Regions from separate parts of the Homo sapiens genome. Here region 1 is linked to region 2. The links are chromatin loops, found by intact Hi-C in ENCODE. Cell type or tissue: PC-9. All regions are shown on one strand.

The links. Hi-C counts contacts between places; a loop is a spot of excess contacts. Peaks named below come from ENCODE experiments on the same cell type or tissue, not always from the same donor. Only the 100,000 strongest peaks of a DNase experiment are listed, where the experiment ranks them.
Region 1: it touches region 2 in a loop (4-fold over the local background); 2 of 110 quality-filtered maps call a loop at or near these places.

Annotation. Positions count from the first base shown.
Region 1 is chr9:99,159,079-99,167,078 of GRCh38, forward strand. No RefSeq gene overlaps it. Among named protein-coding and RNA genes, the nearest start is that of TGFBR1, 58 kb to the left of the region's middle. In PC-9, a CTCF peak has its summit at 3,915; no DNase peak of the experiment used is centred here.
Region 2 is chr9:98,845,276-98,853,275 of GRCh38, forward strand. GALNT12 (polypeptide N-acetylgalactosaminyltransferase 12) reads left to right here. Exons shown (of 10, transcript NM_024642.5): 9 at 702-848; 10 at 3,677-4,806. The coding sequence ends at 3,817. Among named protein-coding and RNA genes, the nearest start is that of GALNT12, 42 kb to the left of the region's middle. RefSeq lists an enhancer at 3,372-3,666. In PC-9, CTCF peaks have their summits at 3,458 (motif pointing right) and 3,661; a DNase peak (open chromatin) is centred at 3,266; H3K27ac peaks cover 1,812 bases.

The sequences.
Region 1 (8,000 bases), 310 kb after region 2:
TGGAGTGTACTTTTGTTTTCAATACATCCCTGCTTTCCTTCTTTTGTTGCTTCATTCTTTCTTTGCTTTGCTGGGCGTTTTGTTCAACTCTGTTCAAAACGCCAGGAATCTGGACAACTTGCAGTTACGACCTTCTACTGGTGACAGAATGTTTCAAAGCTTGATTTTGGTGATGGATTCAGAACTCCGTAAATTTACTAAACATTGTGCACATGAAATGGGGAAATTTTATGGTGTGTAAACTATATCTCAATACGTCTGTTAAAGGAAAAAAAAGTAAAACTCGCCTTTGCCAGTTTTTGTTGTTGTTGTTTGTTTTTTGTTTTTTCTTTAAACAGGGACTCTCTGTCACCCAGGCTGGAGAGCAGTGGTGCGATCACAGCTCCGGGCAACCTCGACTTTCCCGGGTTCAAGTGATTCTCGCCCATCAGCATCTCGAGTAGCTGGGACTACAGGCACCAGCCAGCACCCCAGGCTAATTTTTGTATTTTTTAGTAGATACGGGGTTTCAGCGTGTAGCCCAGGCTAGTCTCGAACTCCTGAGCTCAGGTGATCCGTCCGCGTCAGCCTCCCAAAGTGCTGGGATTACAGGCGTGAGCCACTGCACCGGGTCTCACCTTACCATTCTTGCCACCCACCATACTTCCTTCATCTGTCCGCCATGCTGCATGTCCCGACGCACCCTGCTTCCTGCCTTTCTGCTAGGCTCCGCCCTTCGCTGGAACTGCATTTTTCCCTCTCCTCTGCCTTGCTAACTTGAATCAACCCCAAGGCTCAGGTCGGAAGGCATTTCCTCCACTATTGTTGCGCATCCTGCCTGCTGGCAAATCATTGATCCCCTGCTGCATTTCCAAATCACTTACCTCATTTCATTGCACATCGTTCCTGTTTTAATCCCCTTAGGGAGTTAGGACTCTTGCTCTCCCTCTCTTCCCTTGAGAGAAGCAGACGGTTTCTGTGTATTTTCCTGTCCAAGCACCTAACGTGAAAATTAACAAAATAGTTTGAGTGCTTATTTTTGGTGCTAACTCTGCTGGGTCCTTGGATGCTCCGGGAGTCTGGCATGTTTGGGGTGCTTTGTCAAAATTTTTAGGGGTCTTCCCTAAATGGCTCCCACCACACTCTGTTTCCAATGCCGCATCATTTCGTACACATGCCTCCCTCTAAGCCCTTGTATTAATTTTACGTCTCTGTGTTGTTCCAAGGCTTGCTGCTGCAACTAGCTATGAATGCCTGGAGAACAGGGACTCTGTCTGATTCATTTCTGTGAAGCTCTTGCCTAGTCCAGGGCTTGGCTCAGAGCACGCACTAAGAGGAGCTTGTTGAATGAACGAATATTCAATTAAAGGAATCCCAAATGAATATGAACCAATCTAACAGAATGTCGCTATGGAGATGGATATTTACTTCATCAATAAGGAGAGTCCTTCATCCTGGGGCTCCCCAAATGCAAGGCCTACAAGTTTTTTTATAAAGGGATTTCTTACTGCCCCACCAATTTCTGGCCTCCCCTTGCTATTCCGTTTATTTATTCCATCAACTACTTCCATTTTTTTTATTGGTTTATATTTTTCTCATATTTGATGGCATTCTTTTTAAAACAATGAGCTCTCCTTAGTCAGAACCCAGCACCTTTTAGTAAGATGGAAGTTTGGGATCTTCTGATTTGAATTACGTAAAGTGAAAGAATATTTTTACATTCTTGATACTTATTCTCAATTTTGCATTCTCTTTATGGCACATTGACTGTATAATAAATCCTGTACATATTATTCATCTCTTTATATTTCTTTTCTTGTACTGTTCTCCCAAATGAAAACCAGAATTCTTATTCACAGCAATTTAGACCAGCCCAGCTTATGAGCAGAGTGATACAGGTCATTTTGGAAGTCTTTCCAGCTCTATTATTTTGTGATTCTCATATAGTTCTTACTTTTTTTTTTAACCAATGATTGAATGAAATCTGTTTTGATCATATTGGGATGTTCATATTTTCAACCTTTATTCATTTGTTTATTCTCTCAAGTTCCTTTTTATGTGATTTTTAAAAACATTTCAACTTTTATTTTAGATTCAGGGTGTACATGTGCAGATTTTTTTACATGGTTATATTGCATGATGCTGAGGTTTGGGGTATGATTGATTCTGTCACTCAGGTAGTGAGCATAGACCCAATGCATAGTTTTTCAGCCCCTGTTCCCTCCTACCTGCCCCGTGCAGCAGTCCCCAGTGTCGGTTGTTCCCATTTTTGTGTCCATGTGTACCCCGTGTTTAGCTTATAAAGTGAGAACATGCCATATTTGGTTTTCTGTTTCTGTGTTAGTTCGCTTAGGTTAATGGCCTCCAGCTGCATCCATGTTGCTGCGAAGAACATGATTTTGGTTTTTTATGATCGTATAGTATTCCATGGTGTATATGTACCACATTTTCTTTATCCAATCCACCGTGGATGGGCACCTAGGTTGATTCCATGTCTTTGCTATTGTGAATAGTGCTGCAATAAACATGTGAGCATCTTTTTGATAGAACAATGTATTTTCCCTTGGGTATCTGAGTAATGGAACTGCTGGGTTGAATGGTAGTTCTGTTTTAAGCTCTTTGAGAAACCTCCAAACTGCTTTCCACAGTGGTGGAACTTTATATTTCCAGCAGCAGTGTGCAAGGATTCCCTTTTCTCTGCAGCCTCCCCACCATCTATTATTTTTTGACTTTTAATAAGAGCCATTCTGACTGGTGTGAGATGGTGTCTCATTGTCAACCTTTAAAAATGAACAAGAGTTTGGTTCATCAGATCGCATTGCCTATGTTTTTTGTTTGTTTATTTGTTTGTTTGTTTTTGAGACAGAGTTTCACTCTTTCACCCAGGCCAGAGTACAGTGGTGAGATCTCGGCTCACTGCAACTTCTGCCTTCCAGGTTAAAGTGATTCTCCTGCCTCAGCCTCCTGAGTAGCTGGGATTACAGGCGCCTGCCACCACGCCCGGCTAATTTTTGTATTTTTAGTAGAGATGGGGTTTCACCATGTTGGCCAGGCTGGTCTCGAACTCCTGACCTTGTGATCCGCCCGCCTCGGCCTCCTAAACTGCTGGGATTACAGGCGTGAGCCACCACGCCCGGCCACTGCCTACCTTTTTAAAGAATGTGTCCTAAGCATGGTTAAGTTTGATACAGACATTCGGTGCTTGCCAAATACAGGCTGAGTTTAGGATGGCTCACCAAATATATAGCTTGATTCCTCCTGGACTATCTCATGCCATGGCTATGTTTGAGTCATTCCAAAAGCCAGTCGAATGGGATCTGTGACTCTGGGTGGAAGGGGCCCTGCATAGTACTTAACATAGAGTGGGCATCAATAAGTATTTGGTTGAATACACGAGTGCATGCAGATAATCTAACTGTAATCTAACTTCCTCAGAAATGCTGATGTTCTTCTGTAACTTCCAGGATGGAGGGTCACAGTGCTTCTCTATTGACATATATTCAGTGAGCAGGGTGCCTTCACTGTTTTCACAGAACATTATCTTATTTTTGGAAAGTAACAATTAAAACATTCTTTCTAGCAGAGTGACATATGTTGGCCCATATCTCCTCCCCACTCGTCTGCCAGGGTCCCACACTCCCAGCCTTTGTCCTGTAGCACAGCAAGTAAGAAACTGAGACCAAGTCCCTTTGGGTAGGCTCTTTACTAGGCTGAACAGAGTCTGTTTCTTAAACTGTCACTCATACCTTCCCAAGCATCCCTCAGTATGCTCCTGATTCCTTACTTCTATGGCTAAGAATCCGTGTGCCTGGTGGAAGATAACCCAGATTTCAGGTCTGTGCAGATCTCAAAATATCTCAAAATCTGTTTAAAAATCACAATTTAAAAAAAACTCAACTTAGCCTGTTCTCCAATAAATCCTCAATAGGTGGCAGTGTTGATCTTTCTTTGGTCTCTGGTCTGCGGGAGTGTTTTGGTTTGTTTGTTTTGTTTTCATATTAGAAAAGAGTTGAGGTTTCTACCTAGTTTTAGATTGAGTTCTACTAAATGTAGTTCTCAATCAGACTATTTTTCTTGAGGCCATACCAAAATCAATGACTGTTTTTCTTGAGGCCTTACCAAAAGCAATATCTCCTACGCCAGCTAAAAATGTGGTAAATCTTCAAGCTAGTATTCTATTATTTAACATTTTTAATTATAACAATTATTCATGGTTGTAAAGTTTCAAAAGCTACAGAAGTGTAGAAAGTAAAAAGTGAATGAAAGTTTTCCAGGTGTTTTGCTATGCACATAAAAATGCATATAGTTATAAAACATATAGATATATAACATTTATATATATAAATAGAGAACAATATGGATAATATGACTCTATATAAAAATGTTATATATCTGTATGTTTATATATAAATGTTATACATCTGTCATGTTTATATATGTAAATGTTATATATCTGTATGTTTATATATAACTGTTATTTATCTGTATGCTCATATATATGGCACATATATATATGAGGTCATATTAACCATGTTAGTCTGCAGCTTACATTTGCTTCTTTACATAGTGTTTGTTCTTCCACGTCAATATATATGATCACCATTCTTCCCACTTTCATGGCTTATAACAAAACTTTTACATTCTTTTTTTTCTTTTCCTTTTTTGAGACAGGGTCTCACTCTGTTGCCAGGCTGGAGTGCAGTGGCACAATCTCGGCTCACTGCACCCTCCGCCTCCCAGGCTCAAGCAATTCTCCTGCCTCAGCCTCCCGAGTAGCTGATTACAGGAGCCCACCACCACGCCGGGCTAATTTTTGTATTTTTAGTAGAGACAGGGTTTCACCATGTTGGCCAGGCTGGTCTTGAACTCCTGACCTCAAATGATCCACCCATCTCGGCCTCCCATAACATTTACATTCTGTTCTGGAACTACAGCCAAGTCTTCTAGGCTTGAATACTTAAACCAAATAAAAATAGCATTTACCATATTGTGGTTATACAAATATTAATCACTGCAGAAAAAAGTGTGATAAAATCTATAGAGAAAGAAAGAATATTCCATGTATTTAATACCAGCCACACAGCTGTCAACATTCAAATCTTGGTCTTTTAATGTAGTTTTTACTTTCCTCACTTTTATTCAGGTATCATTGTTTTTTATTTGCTTCAGTCTCATTTTTTTGAAATCTCATTCTTTCATTCCCTTTGTTTTGCACAAGTACTTCCGTGAGTAATTTTTACATTCGAGTGCACACGTGATAAACTTTCCTTGCATTGCTGGAGTATAATTTCAGCTCAAATTCATATTCCATTGGAGTTTTTTTTCTTTTTTCTTTTCTGAGACAGTCTCACTCTGTCACCCAGGCTGCAGTGCAGTGGTGCAGTCTCAGCTAACTGCAACCTTCACTTCCCAGGTTCAAGTGATTCTTCTGCCTCAGCCTCCTGGGTAGCTGGGATTACAAGCACGTGGTACCACACCTGGCTAATTTTTGTATTTTCAGTAGAGATGGGGTTTCACCATGTTGCTCAGGCTGGTCTCGAGCTCCTGACATTAAGTGACCTGCCTGCCTTGGCCTCCCAAAGTGCTGGGATTATAGACTTGAGCCACCATACCCAGCCTCCACTGGAGTTTTAAAGGCATGATTTTTAAAGCATTTCTGATGGGAAGTCTGAAATTAATTAAATTCTCATTTCTAATATTCAAGCTTTTAAGCCTTTCTCATTCTTCTTGGGGTTCTGAAATTTCTAAAAATATCTAGGTATGGGTTTTGTTTTCATTTATCCTGCTTGGTACTTAGTGGCCTCTTTCAATCTGAGGACTTGTATTTTTTCCCAGCTCAGGGAAACTTTCTATTATGTCTTTGACTTTATCCCCCACCACCTCTCTGATTTTTTTTCTTACCTTCTGAAACTCCTACTGAATTGATGGATGCTAGCCTCCTGGAGCTTTCCTGTTTCTAGACTTTTAGTTTTTACTATGCTGACTTTTTTCTGTATTTCTGGAGATTTCATTGACTTCCACACAACTGCTCTGGCTTTTGGTCTTGGCCATTCTATTATTCCTGTTTGCTGAATTTTTAAAATTTTGACCCTTATTTTACATTTCTAGAAATTATTTCTTGTTCTCCGATGGCTCCTTTTTTACGGCAGCTGGCTCTTGTTTTGGAGATTTCATTCTCTCACATCTCTCCAGAGATACTAATTAGGGTTTTATCTTTAACATTACCTACTTCATCTTGTTTTTTTTTTCCAGGATGACGTTGTGTTTACTCATGTTTGTTCAACTTGGTTGTGCTATTGGTTTTCCTCAAATATTTGGGGCTCCATGGCTCTCCGTCGACTTTCCTAAATGAAGGATTAGATTAATCTGTATGGATAGCTGGTGTGGCCTGCTTTCACAAGAGGCGTCTCCCTGGAAGGGGAGGGCCAGTTCAGGTCCCCTTGAGTGGCTGGGCCATATTGTCAGCAGGCTCACCTCTAGATTGCAGCAGGCAGCCTGGGATGCCCACGCCTGCCAAGGTAAGGAGGTATTTAAATAACGGACTGGAGTATTTAGCTATAATTTCCTTTTGGACAGAGGACTTTCTACCACCCCTCCATGCCTTCTGATATGGTTTGGCTTTATGTCTCCACCCAGATCTCATCTTGAATTGTAATCCCATAATCCCCTCGTGTCCTGGGAGGTACCTGGTTGGAGGTAATTGAATCATGGGGGCGGTTTCCCTCGGTGCTGTTCTCGTGATAGTGAGTGAGTTCTCATGAGACCTGATAGTTACAGGGGCTTCCCCCTTCACTTAGCACTCATTTTCTCTCTTGCCACCAGGTGAGGAAGGACGTATTTTCTTCCCCTTCCGCCATGATTGTAAGTTTTCTGAGGCCTCCCCAGCCATGCTAAACTGTGAGTCATTTAAATCTCTTTTCTTTATAAGTTACCCAGTCTCGGGTATGTCTTTATTAGCAGCGTGAGAATGGAGTAATACACCCTCTCAACCCAAACTTGCCATATATATTTGTTGGGGAGGCCTACATAGACTTCCAACCCTGTTCTTGTTCTGCTTCTCTCTTGACTTTAGACACCTATATTAGGATCCCTTCCTGGATAGATCACCCACATTTTTTAAGAATAATGATTGGGTCCTAGGTACCCAAAGGGCAAAATTACCACTAGTTGTTCCTTTACGGGTTGAGCATATGTTGAGCAGGGGAAGGGAGAAGGGAGGGGCCCCGAATGTCCCAGCCACTGTGAATGCAGCTCTTTGCTCAGTTACTCTGATGGTTATCCTATGGTCTACTCTTGCTTTCTGTCTCTTGTTTCTGAGTTTGGGGTTTCTCTAGGGCTCCCTTGAGAAGGAAAGTTCTTGGTACTGGTGTTTGGGGCTGTGGTTTACCTTTGTACTTTCTCAGTTGATCTGATCCCATCTACTTTTTCTTTTCTTTTCTTTTCTTTTTTTTTTTTTTTTTTGAGACAGAGTCTTGCTGTGTTGCCCAGGCTAGAGTGCAGTGGCACCATCTGGGCTCACTGCAACCTCCGCCTCCTGGGTTCAAGCAATTCTCATGCCTCAGCCTCCCAAGTAGCTGGGATTATAGGCATGCGCCACCACACCTAATTTTGTATTTTTCGCAGAGATGGGGTTTCACCATGTTGGCCAGGCTGGTCTTGAACTCCTGACCTCAGGTGATCCGCCCATCTTGGCTTCCCAAAGTGCTGGGATTACAAGTGTGAGCCACCGCACCCAGCCAATCCCATCTACTTTCTAGCTTCCAGTATTTTCTCAGACTTTCTCATCTGCTGGCACCCTGTCTTGCTTTCCAGCACTGATCTGATTTCACTCTTTAAAAAATATATTTTATCCCCATGGATCCATGGTGTAGTGGAGAGGTGGATGCATGTGCTCAATTTGTGACTTCCAAACTAATATATTTTTCAAACTTAATTTTTTTTCCTAATTCACATGGTTCAGAAGATACTGAAAGGTCTATCAAGAGGGTACAGGAAAAAATTTTTAAAGGTACTAAAAGGAT
Region 2 (8,000 bases):
CTTAAGAACACCCACCTGTGTCAGAATTTTTGAAAGGGGCTGGTGGGGTGGGTGGGTGTCTTGTCAAAGATGCAGAAAATGCAGCTTCCTAGGCCCCACCTCACACATAAGGAATCCTTATTCCGTCTCTGGGATGGGGCCAGCAATCAGCATTTTTAACAGTCACTGTAGGTAGTTCCTAGTACACTCAGGTAGGAAAACCATTGTCCGGGAAGAACCAAGTCTTCCCGTTAGCGGTCACATTGTCTGCTTGTGCACAGCACTTTACATCTTCTAGGAACTGTCATATTGGGGGTTTGGGAGGAGAGACTGAGGAAAAGGAGAGGAAGTAGCTAGTCAAGGTCACAGAGAGCCCCCAAGAGCTAGTGCTGCGATGGGTCCATTTCCCTTCCTCCCATCCCACACCAACACAGCATTCAGCACTGCAGGCAGGAGGTGACATGCACCAGCCCTGTCTCCCTGTCTAGCAAGCTGGGCAGGCATGGGAAGGGCCATTTCCTCCACGCTCATGAAGCACTGCAGTAGCGGTTCACTGAGGGCTGTGGGATGCGGAGGAACCCATCACACAGGCTCGTGTTGGTGGTGACGCAGGTGCATGACCCCACCCATGCTCTCGTGATCCCAGGTTCTTGTCCAGCGATCTTTCCTCTTCCCACATCAGTGGAAAATGTTGTGTTACATGTTGGCTGCCCCATTTTTAGTTTTTCGAGTACACGTCCCAGAAAGAAATACGCTATAACACCCACCAGCCTGAGGGCTGCATTGCTGTGGAAGCAGGAATGGATACCCTTATCATGCATCTCTGCGAAGAAACTGCCCCAGAGAATCAGAAGTTCATCTTGCAGGAGGTAGGTGAACTCTCTCCTTCCTTCCTGCTGACAGTCCCTGGGCTATAAGGGAGAGTGTGAGAGTCAGACGTTCTCTCTGGCATAGTCCTGGTGAGGATCAGGGATGTGGCCATGCATGGACAGGAGCTCTGGAAGACCTGGAACCTCAGTCCCAGTGAGCCTGGGGGGCGGTGATGGCAGGAGATTGGAGTCCCCTGGCACACGGTGTCATTAGCACTGCCTTCCTTCCTCATTGTCCAGTCCCTTTTAGTCTTTTCCATTTCCCTTGCACCCCCATGAGCTGCAGGCACCGACATGGAAACAGCTCTTACAAATGCATTCAGAGATGAAAGGGCTTTAAATGAGTAAGCCAAATAGCCCAAGTGTAAGGATGTTAGCCAAAGTGTTAGATCCAGATATAAGCCACCCCACCTCTCTAAGCCTTGTTTTTCCCAGCTTTAAAATAGGTACAATAGGCCAGGCACAGTGGCTGACGCCTGTAATCCCAGCACTTTGGGAGGCCAAGGCAGGTGGATCATCCGAAGCCAGGAGTTCGAGACCAGCCTGGCCAATATGGCAAAACCCCATCTCTACTTAAAAAAAAAAATAGCCAGGTGTGGTGGCATGCCCCTGTAGTCCCATCTACTTGGGAGGCTGAAGCAGGAGAATCACTTGAACCGGAAGGCGGAGGTTGCAGTCAGCCGAAATCATGCCACTGCACTGTAGCCTGGGAGACAGAGCGAGACTCCGTCTCAAAAAAAAAAAAAAAAAAAGGTGCAATAATAGCAGACTTACTTTACTGAGGATTAGATGCATAGCCAGAAATATTCTTTGGAAACTATAAAGCTCGATAGAGATTAGTTGTTGCTTGTGGTATTATAACCAAGAAAACACCTCTGATAGAGTAGTCTCCCTGGATAGTCACAGTTGATTTGAAACTGAGGGTTACCTCAGACCTGAGGGTGCTGGCCCCACCACACTTGCAGTCAGCTTGCATCAGGACTTGTAAATCGATCATATCCTTTGACTCACTAAAAAGCATGTGAGGGAATAAATCCAAAGAAAATCATTTGAAAGAAAAAAATTCATTGTTTTTTATCTCCCTGGGCAGCTTTCACTCCCAATATACTGCTTATAAATGGGTTTATTCTAAAGATGATTAAAAGCTGGAATATGTTTTCCTGCAGAAAAATGTTGTCACTAGCAATGACATTTGCAGGCTGCCCAGAAAAGCCACACACCATGGTGTTACCTATTGAATACAGGAAAATAAGAAGGAAAAATACTTCTGCACACCCCAGACGTCTCTGATCTTCTTGAATGTCCTCCTCTTCCCATCTTTCTCCCAACCAGAAGCCATTGTAAGCCCTCAAGGAATGGTAGTGGACACTAGAAACAATAAAATCAGTTTGACATATCAAAAATTTTATCTTAAATTTCAGTGACCATTTAAGGAAAAGGAAGTTTGTTCAGGAGGCTGGGAAGAAGGATACTGAATTGGATTTTTTACCTTTCTTCAGGACGCTTAATACTTTGATTCATATGTGAAAAGGATACAGCTTGATTTATTATATTTCATCAGTCATGCCCTAAATATATATATATAAAACAAATATATATTGAACAGAAACATATGTGAATTCTGAAGGAAATGTCCCCACTTATATTCACTAGACCATAATAGAAAGCTTAGTTCTTAGGGCTGGATCTTTTTTTTTTTTTTTTTTTTTTGAGACGGAGCCTTGCTCCACCAAGGCTGGAGTGCAGGGGTGCAATCTCAGCTCACTGCAACCTCTGCCTCCTGGGTTCAAGCGATTCTCCTGTCTCAGTCTCCTGAGTAGCTGGGACTACAGGCGCCCGCCACCACGCCCAGCTAATTTTTTGTATTTTTAGTAGAGATGGAGTTTTGCCATGTTGGCCAGGCTGGTCTTGAGCTCTTTGGCCTCAAGTGATCCACCTGCCTCAGCCTCTCAAAGTGCTGCGATTACAGGCGTGAGCTACTGTGCCCAGCCTTGTATTTTCTTATGTAGGCCTAAAAACCTCTGAAATGTCATTTCTTGGATTCTACAAAACATGAGTTTGGATTTTTTTGAATGAAAAAAGTTCCATTTAGTGAACAGCACATCACAAAGGTTTTTCACTGATGTTGTTATTCACTCTGCCTGTTTGCTGCTCAGCCATGATTAAGTTCGTTGCATACAGCTTATAACAGAGAGGCAGAGGGAAAAGATAAACACCAGGCCTGAGAGAGAGACTTGCTGAGATAATTGAGCAAGGGCTGGCAGAAAGGAGAGAAGCAGGAGGTCATTAAAGAAGACCATCGTCTTTGGGGTTTGGGAATTGGCACAAGGCATATAACCCACTGATTCTCTGATGTGTGACAGGTGAGTAGCTCAGGCCAAGTGACTGGCTTCCTCATCCATCTGGTCTGTGGCTGAGCTGGGACTACAGCCAAGTTTCCACACTCTGTTTAAATACCTAAGAGAAAGAGATCACCCTGCACGGAATGAGTTGACCTAAGAGGAGTGAAAGAGATAAACAAAGGATCTTTGTTCCTGATTTCCCTGAAGGAAGCCAAATGCAATAGGGAGATGTAGGGTATGACACATGCCCAGAGCAGCCAGCAGGTGGCACCATCGGTCCTGTGAGAGGCAAGCGGGACGCAGCCTGTACAAGCCTGGTGCTGTGTCCCCGGGACAGTCCTGAGTTGCTGCGTTACACGGAAGACACTTACCCCTCAATAAATATTTCTGAAATGGTAAAAATCAGACCCTGATCTCTTTAAAACATGTCTTTAGGAAAAAGAGACTTTTCTGATGACTTGCCTGTCATTCTGTTATCTTTTGTAGGATGGATCTTTATTTCACGAACAGTCCAAGAAATGTGTCCAGGCTGCGAGGAAGGAGTCGAGTGACAGTTTCGTTCCACTCTTACGAGACTGCACCAACTCGGATCATCAGAAATGGTTCTTCAAAGAGCGCATGTTATGAAGCCTCGTGTATCAAGGAGCCCATCGAAGGAGACTGTGGAGCCAGGACTCTGCCCAACAAAGACTTAGCTAAGCAGTGACCAGAACCCACCAAAAACTAGGCTGCATTGCTTTGAAGAGGCAATCATTTTGCCATTTGTGAAAGTTGTGTTGGATTTAGTAAAAATGTGAATAAGCTTTGTACTTATTTTGAGAACTTTTTAAATGTTCCAAAATACCCTATTTTCAAAGGGTAATCGTAAGATGTTAACCCTTGGTATTTAGAAAATTAAAACCTTATAATATTTTTCTATCAAGATGTATATTTTACAGTCGTGCCTTTTACTCTCATTAGCAAAAAAGATAAAGATTTTATTTTGGTATTTACAAGAATTCCCAGGTACGAAGATATCTGCATGGGTGGAAATCAGGTTCAAGCAACGTACTTTGCATTAACTGATAATACCTCAGCTGCGGGGTTAAAGTTTTCCCAGTATAGAGAGACTGTCACTAGGAACATTGTATTGATTTATTCAGGTCATTGAGATCTTCTAGATGTATTTTAAAAAGAATGCTTTTTGGTTATGTGTTGCTACCACAGTTAACACTCCATAATGTTCATGTCAGCCAAAGAGGACTAACCAAAGCTGAAATCTCAGAGAACAATTTGCTTTACTAAGCTGAGTCAACTTGAGAGCGAACTTCTAACAATGCCGCACTGTAGTGTGGCTGGTTCTACCACTATGACTTTAAAACATGTTTATATCATTTTTAATTTTTATGATACGGTAGTGTCAGGGAGAAATGTAATGTTCTATATGAAATTCCTTTTTCAAGTTTGTTCATTAATAACAGTTATTAATTTAAATCAGCGTTAGAGTTTGTGCTGCTGCAACTGCTGTGAAAATTTCTCTGAGTAATTCTGATTTGTGAATGATCCCAGACCAACCCTGAGATTTTGTCAACCTGATTAAGTCAATATGAATGATTAAAAAGATGTGAGAACACTGACTGCAGATCTTTTTGTACTGTAAACCAAAAATAAAATTCTAGGGCCGGGTGCGGTGGCTCACGCCTATACTCCTAGCACTTTGGGAGGGCAAGGAGGGCAGATCACTTGAGGTCAGGAGTTCGAGACCAGCCTGGTCAACATGGCGAAACCCCGTCTCTATTAAAAATACAAAAATTAGCTGGACGTGGTGGCATGCGCCTGTAATCCCAGCTACTCCGGAGGCTGAGGCAGAAGAGTCTCCTGAACCCAGGAGGCGGAGGTTGCAGTGAGCCAAGATCGCGCCACTCTACTCCAGCCTGGGCGACAGAGCCAGACTTTGCCTCAAAAAATAAAAAATAAAATTCTGGGGTCCCCCATCTGATTGAATGGACTCCTCTCTTGGCCAAGAAGATCCCAAAAAAACCTGAACCTAGTTCAGAACTGAAAAACTAGTTCAGGCCATGATGAGAAGGGAGCAGTATCCAGACAAGCCTCATTACCCTCTCCTCCCTTTGGAGTTTAAAGACAACTGACTGGCATTCACGTTAAAACAGATCTCTTAAGATGGACCAAACAGACTCTTTGTAGCAACACATACCAAATTCCAACCTGACTGGTATAACATCCTATGACCCTGAAGGAAATCCAAGTATTTTGCCACAAAATATATTTCTTTAACATATTCTGAAATGGCCCTGCAAAGCTGTCTCTTGCGGGGGAAATTTACATTCTGTAGAGAATCTCCTTCCCTAACTAGGTCTTTTCAGGAGAGTCTGACACTTTTTAAGGTCTGATAAGAGACCTTCACATCTATTTTCTCTGAAGCCTGCTACCTGGAGCTTCATCTACATAAGAACCTTGGCTTCCACCCACCATCCCCCCCACCCCACCCCACCCCACCCCACCCCTTACTTAGTTCAGCTGACTTGGACTCTTCAGGCAGAGCTTAACTCTTTCAACCAATTGCCAATCAGGAAATCTTCGCATTCGCGTGTGACCTGGAAGCCCCGCCCCCCGCCCCCTTCTTTAAGATGTCCCGCCTTTCCAGGCCAAACCAAGTTATGTCTGCCTGTAACTTCTGTTTCCCTAAGATGTGTAAAATCAAGCTGTAACCAACCACCTTGGGCACATATTCTCAGGACCTCCTGAGGTTGTGTCACAGGCCATGATCCTTAACCTTGGCAAAATAAACCTCTGAATGGATTGAGACCTGTCTCAGATAGTTTTTGGTTTACAGGACCAATCAGATGGGAGCGATGAAGATACACGTGGAATTGATTAAAAGGTATCAATTTGTGTCTCAGGCTCTTTTTGACATACATTCTCCACTCAGATCCTGTCAAGGACCAGTTTAACATTTACCCAGAAACAACTTGGCTTGGGCTGGCTCGAATCCATCTGATGCAACTTAACTTATCTGTACTTCAGTTTCTTCATTGGAAAAACAGGGATAATTAAACCAAGATATGGGATAGCTGTGAGGATTAAATAACACATAGCAGGTCAGGGCTTAGGCCCTGGTGTTACCAGAAAGGGATCTGGATCTTGGATTACGCACAAGAAAGAATTCAGGGTGAGTCCAAAGAGTAAAGTGAAAGCAAGTTTATTAGAGAAGTAAAGAAACAAGAATGGCTATTCCATTCTTGGGGGTCCAGAGTACCCCCGAGGACTACTGGTGGGCTATTTCTGTAGTTATTTCTTGATTATATGCTAAACAAGGAGTGGATGATTCATGAGTTTTCTGAGAAAGGGGCGAGGACTTCCCAGAACTGAGGGCTCCTTCTCATAGACCATATAGAGTAACTTCTTAGCATTGCCATGGCACTTGTAAACTGTCATGGTGCTGGGGGGAGTGTCTTTAGCAGGTGAATGCATTATAATTAATGTATAATAAGCAGTGAGGACCACCAGAGGTTGCTTTCATCCCATCTTGGTTTTGGTGGGTTTTGGCTGGCTTCTTTACTGCATCCTGTCTTATCAGCGGGTTCTTTGTGACGTGTATCTTCTGCTGACCTTCTATCTCATCCTGTGACTAAGAATGCCTAACCTCCTGGGAATGCAGCCCAGCAGGTCTCAGCCTCATTTTACCCAGCCCCTGTTCAAGATGGAGTTACTGTGGTTTGAACACCCCTGACACTGGCCCACAGTATGGGCTTATTAAATATCAGCTTCTATTTTCAGAAATGTACTTTAATATTTATTCAAAAATAAATATTAAGTAGTTTAGCTTTTTAAAATCTTTATGGGATTAAACAGCTCTTTAGCAGGCAGGAATAGCTTTCGACACAGCTCAGTTCTCATAAATGTGAGGCAGTGTGGGCCAAGCTTCCCTTCCTACCGCTGTGGGAACTTGTGAAAACAGACGCAATGCCCCCCCTCAACCCATGAGTTAGGAAGTCCTACCCTGTCTCCCCTCCCCACCGTTTCTGTCACATCAGTGTGAGCTTGATGAAGGGGTGTTGGGCCCTCCCAGATGCAGGGAGACAGTTCAGGCAGACATAAAATTAATGCTGACAAAATCCATCAAGAGTGCAGGGAGGCTGCAGAGGTTGCATGTCTGGAGAGTCTGCCGAGCATGGCAGCTAATTAGTTTTGCTTGAGAAGTCGCCCCTCTAACTCCTGCATCCGCTTACATTCGGTCATTTTTAGGCTCGAAAACAGTCAATATAAAATAGAAATCATATTTTGGGGGGTGTCAAGGGAAATCTTTACACAGACTGGGAGGGAATTTACAACATCTCGAGAAAACGTTCTCTTCACCGATGGGTGAAGAGCCTGAGAAAAAGCCCATAGGGATGTGAGGGAATTCACACATCTATTCACTGTACCCGAGTGGGTTCCCACCTGCCCCCACCTGCCCCCACCTGCCTCCCTGGCAGGTGTGAATCCAGGGCTGATGTGTGGAGTTGGAGTCCTGGGGGCCAGCCCCAGCTGTGGCAGATTGGCAGATTGTTTCGCCTTCTAGGACTCTGTTGTAGTTTCCTCTAATTTGGTCTTGAGGTCTGTCTCAAGAGCATGGGTAAAAACTCTAGCCCTGCCCTGCCAGGGCTCTAGGGATTTGGTCATGAATGTTTATAGTGTGTCTTTCATGGGACACTTCATCCTGGCAGACAGCCTAATGCCTGGGTGTCCAACCCATGACAGGGTGTTCCTCTCACAGAAAACTTGGTTTATACTGGAAGATGCCTTTGTGGCTCTTGTCTGACCTGCTCAG